2 separate regions of the Homo sapiens genome follow, and region 1 is linked to region 2. The links are chromatin loops, found by intact Hi-C in ENCODE. Cell type or tissue: GM12878. All regions are shown on one strand.

Region 1 (2,500 bases), 650 kb after region 2:
TTTTTATTTTATTCATTGGATTCCTCAATTCCAGGATTTCTGTTTGGCTCTTTTTTATTATATCTATCTCTTTGTTGAATTTCTGATTCAAACCATGGATTTTTTTCTTGATATTTTTTGGTATTATTTATCTGTATTCTCTTATTTCTCACTGACTTTTTAAATATCATTATTTTAAATTCTTTTTCAGGCATTTCAAAGATTTTGTTAGGATTTGTTACTGATTGATATTTGTGCTTTTGGTGTAACAGTCACTTGTTCCAATTTTATGGGTTGGATCTTGTGGGGAAAAACTTTCCTGTATAAGTACCTACAGTGTTGGTTGCGTAGGGTGCTTTGTCTTTTATTCTGGTGGGGCATAACAATGTAGTCTTTCTGTAAACTTTTTGGTTGTAATCAGAATCAATGGTGTCCGTGAGACCCTCAGTGGCCTGGGCTGTAGTTGGTAGTGGAGACTGTGTGAGGCTTTGCTTGAGACTAGGTATGCCAGACAAGCTGGTCATCAAGGACCAGTGGTAGTAGGAGTGGAGTGGACAGGCCCTTGGGCTTCTAAATGGCACATTTGTGAGGGTAATAGTGGTGGTAAGGGCACTCATGGTAGCAGTTTCTAGTGGGCCAGTCCTTGGGCCTTTAAGTAGCTTACTGAGGTGCTAGCAGTTGCAGCAGTAGGCTGGATGGGAAGGTGGGTTCTCTGGCTCCTAGATATATGTGTGGCATTGGCAGTTTAGTTGCAGCTGCTGGCCAACTCTCAAGCCCCCATGTGGTATGTTCAGGCATCAGCATTGGTAGCAACAGGCTTGGTGGGCAAGGCCCTAGCGAGTGGGTTGGTGGCAGCAGGCTTGGGAAGCCTACCCTCATATGCTTTACATGAGTGCTGGAGGTGATGTGTGGGGTGGGTAAATCCCTAGGCACTTAAATGGTGCACTTAGGCACCAGTGACAGTGGCAGTGGGTGGAGCAGGCCTGTCCTTGGGCCCCTAGATGGTGAGAGGGGGTGCTAACAGGGGTGGCAGAGGGCTGAGCAAGGCTGGGCTGGCCTGTCCTTCGGCCCCCAGGACAGTGACCAGAGAGACCTATTCCCTAGACCCACTGAAGGTGCATGCAGGTGCACAGTAGCCCCACCACTAGAGGGAGCATGGCTACTATCAGAGTAGTGGCCTTGGGGAAACAGCTCTCAGGCTCTGGGGAGATATCCCTTTAACTCCCATTGTCTCAGGAGGGAGCATCCCTGGTGTGCTGCACCACTCGTTCCCTGGGGTATAGGACACTGTATGGGCTAGAGGCTGGGGACCTGGCCACACCAGTGGCTCCATCTAGCGTCGCAATATTGCCGCCCTCTGGGTGGATGTGGCAGGGGTGGAAGAAATGTTAGCAGAGGTTCAAAAATGTGGAGATGCAGAGACTGTTGAATCTCATAGCAGGATGTTGTCTTTTGGGGCCTGGGCTCTCAAAATGGTACTGTGCTGCAGCTGCTTGGGTCTCACAGAGTATATTGGACTCAGTGTGAGCTCCCTATGTGGAGCGATGCTGTTGCTTGGACTCCAGGCAGCTTTCTATACTAATCTAAGCATCCACAAGGACTGAAACGCTCTCCTTTGGCTAGGATTGCAGGAGGCTGAGGTGGGAATGTGGACTGCTGGAAATCTCTCACTTATCTTTTTTTCCTATAATGGGTAGTTTCTCCTGGCTCTGAACTGATCCCAGCCAGTTTGGCTGGTTTGCTTTTCTCTCCTATGCCTCAGAGATCCCCTGTCACTTCCCTGCTGAATTCCTGTTTTCTCTTAGATGCCCTATTTGATGTGTGATGACATACTTGCTGTTTTGGTCCTTGTTTGTGGAGGAGATGAGTGCTGGGAACCTTTAGTCTGTTATCCTGACATCCTTGGAGATCTTGTCCTCAGCATTTACTGAGTGTTCACAACATGCACACAGTTAAACTAAACACTGGAGGAAAAGCAAAAAAAAAAAAATTGCCTGCTCTTAAGATATTCTTATCTAAATGGGAAAACTGGTTATACACATAGCAAAAATGTAGATTAACACAAATAATATGCATGTAAAAAAAGAAGATCCAAGGAAGCAGTGGATCTTAAGTAAGTTTCCAGGGGTTTGATAGATTTTCATGGTCAGTGTAGGTTTTACTGAGTGTTGGGAGTTGATCAACTAATAATCCTTTCTTTTTGTAAGTAAAGTATTTAGTAAGTTGAATTTCTACTGTGCACCAGGCATTGATACACTTCACTTGAACTTTGGAGTTAAACTACCAGAATTAAAGCTTATTTGGATAATATCCTAGCAGTATGTGCATCAACAAGTTGCTTACCCTTTTTAAGCCTTAATTTTCCACCTGTGAAATGAGGATACTCCCAGTAATAAGTGTGCAATAAACTAAGCAATGGTTTTAATAATGTGTGTGGTACTTATAACTGCTTAATAAAATAACTGTTGTTGTTTTATATTAGTTTTGTTAATATTGTTTTGATCATTATTGACTTGGACTT
Region 2 (2,500 bases):
TAATCTACTTTTTAGATTAGATTATTTGGTTGGTAACATTATGATTATGTAAGACGATATTATTATTAGGAAATACACAATATTTAAGAGGTAAAGCGCCATGATGTATGTAATTCACCATCAAATGGTTCAGGAAAAAAAACAATTTCTGTGTGTGTGTGTGTATTTGTGTGGACAGAGAGAGAAAAAAATTAAATAAATTGAGAAAAATCCTAGTGTTAAATTTTAGTAATAGGTGAACTTGGGTAAAGGGATGTTTTGTGCTTTTTTTGCACCTTTTCTATATGTTTGTAATTATTTTCAAATGCAGTTTTTAAAAATCATAGATCTAAAGGTTTTTTAAACAGTAAATACTAAAAATATGCTTTTATACTATTTTCTTCTCTATATTTGTTAACATGGCATTAAATCATCACAGAAATAGCCAGCATCTCATATTTTAAATAGCTACATTTATATTAGTTATTTCAGGAATGATATAGTTTATCATTTAGTTTATGAATTTTAATGAATTATTTGTGAATAACTAAAATATAATTTTAAGTTTCAAATATTATAGGATAAAAATGTCAACCCCTAGACACCTTGGTTATAGGTAAATATTCTATCATGTTGTATACAGTGTTACATAAACTTTTCAAGAGCATATAGAACCAAAAATAGGTAATCAACTCGTCCAATATGATTTTTAATAATTTCTAGTAACAGAAATTATCGACTGGCACAACCTGATATTTCTCCTTTAATTTTCTTTCTTACAGCCCTGTTTTTATTGGCCCTGTTTAATGATTGATTTACATATGCATATACATACATACATATATACATATATAATTATTCCATACACTAAATCAAAGGTTATCATTTGATGAAATTGGCTTCTTCTTTATCCGTGTAGTTCAAATATGCCCAGTTTCCCCCTCTATTATAAATGAGTGATTTTTTAGGAGATTGAGTTGGGGATGACCTTATAATCCCTGTAGGTGGCAGTATCTGCCAGAATTTTTGTGTGACACTGTTTCTCCCCCCTAGCTTTCTGGTTTCACTTTTAGACTGTTGTCTTAGACAGTCAGGAAAACTCAGGGGCTGTGAGTATCAACCTGGATGAAATAAAGGTGCAAAAATTCAGACAGAGTGGTGGTAGCGTGGGCAAGGCTCAGGTAGGGCTTGAAACTAAGGGAAAAAACAACAATGAAAAATATGAAGGAAGCTTACCAGTTGAATCAGTGTGGCCTCATTGCTACTGTCCGAATTAGAAAGAGCAGAAACTGAAAGGTATTTTTTGGATCCCAAAACTGTCTCCTGGGCTGAGCCTCTTCATTAGTCTTCAGAAACCATGTGGCTATAATTTGAAAGATAATTCTGCTATGATTGCATTGGAGTGGGGATGATAGTGAATAATTTATTTCTTACTGAAGAAACCAAGATTATTTCAGTAGCTTTCACAGGCCAGTGTTTTACTTTGGAAAACCATCCTAAGGATGAAAATGGAAGAGGAGAAAAATATAGCCATAGTTTTGGAGAATGTTAAAATTTTTTTTTAGTATTCTATACGGGTAACGTTAGAATTAGCATACATTCTGTGGAGTTGGAAATGCCTTTGAAGCTTAATCAGTAAATCCATTAAAAAATCACTGAGCAATTACGCTGGGCAAACATTGTGCACCCTAAAGTATGGGGAGTAGATCAACCTAATGAGTGTAGATGGCCAGCATCTAGAAGAAGTGGGAGGCATGATTGAAACAGTAGGGTAAAGCCAGACTATGGATATTGAATACTCCACTTATGAATTTGGATGGATCATGTAGAGTCAATTAAAGTATTTTCAAAAGGGAGTGATATTATGAATGGGAGCTTTTTAAAGGAAGATTAATCTGGCTGTAGAACATTTGCACATTTGCTGCTCTCTCTGTCCTTAGGTAATAAATGGATATCTAAAAGTTACATATCGTTTCCCTTGTTTAATATCTAGGTTGATTTTAATTATACTTAAATCAGCGCATAATAAATTAGTGTCTTCCAGCCAAGAGTGTCTCTAAATTCCCTCGATAGCATGATCCATTGCCTGAGTGTTCTTACATAACTATAAAGTTCTTTCATATTATTTATCCTAAATTGTTCCCTCTGTACTTAAGCACATTAGTTTTCGAGCTGTACCCATTAATGAGATTAATTGGTCAATGTTTCTTTTCTGCATGTCCCTTTGCATATTTGTATATGTATCTCCTTTTCATGGTGCATTACATTTTTCTTCTTTATTTCCTCATTCTCTTTTATTTTTCTTTCTTCATTCCTTCCTTCCCTCCTTACTACCTTTCTCTTCCTCTCCTTTCCTTCTTTCCTTCTTTCTATTTTCCATTCCTGTGTTCATATTTCTTGGTTTAGTTCTCAACCTAACATTGCATGGTATAAAATGTTAACCAAACAGGCTCATAAAGAAGGAAATAAAACATATATTTTGTCATATTATTTTTTCTTAGTTTTTCATGGAATTCTGTTA

The links. A loop is a pair of places that touch in the nucleus more often than their neighbours do. Peaks named below come from ENCODE experiments on the same cell type or tissue, not always from the same donor. Only the 100,000 strongest peaks of a DNase experiment are listed, where the experiment ranks them.
Region 1: a loop joins it to region 2, with 5 times the contacts of the local background. A loop is called at or near these places in 1 of 110 quality-filtered maps.

What each region holds. Positions count from the first base shown.
Region 1 is chr2:49,489,599-49,492,098 of GRCh38, reverse strand. No RefSeq gene overlaps it. Among named protein-coding and RNA genes, the nearest start is that of FSHR, 340 kb to the right of the region's middle. In GM12878, a CTCF peak has its summit at 1,129 (motif pointing right); no DNase peak of the experiment used is centred here.
Region 2 is chr2:50,142,964-50,145,463 of GRCh38, reverse strand. The region is part of intron 18 of NRXN1 (neurexin 1); the gene reads left to right. Among named protein-coding and RNA genes, the nearest start is that of MIR8485, 550 kb to the left of the region's middle. In GM12878, a CTCF peak has its summit at 984 (motif pointing right); a DNase peak (open chromatin) is centred at 1,043; H3K4me3 peaks cover 398 bases; H3K27ac peaks cover 256 bases.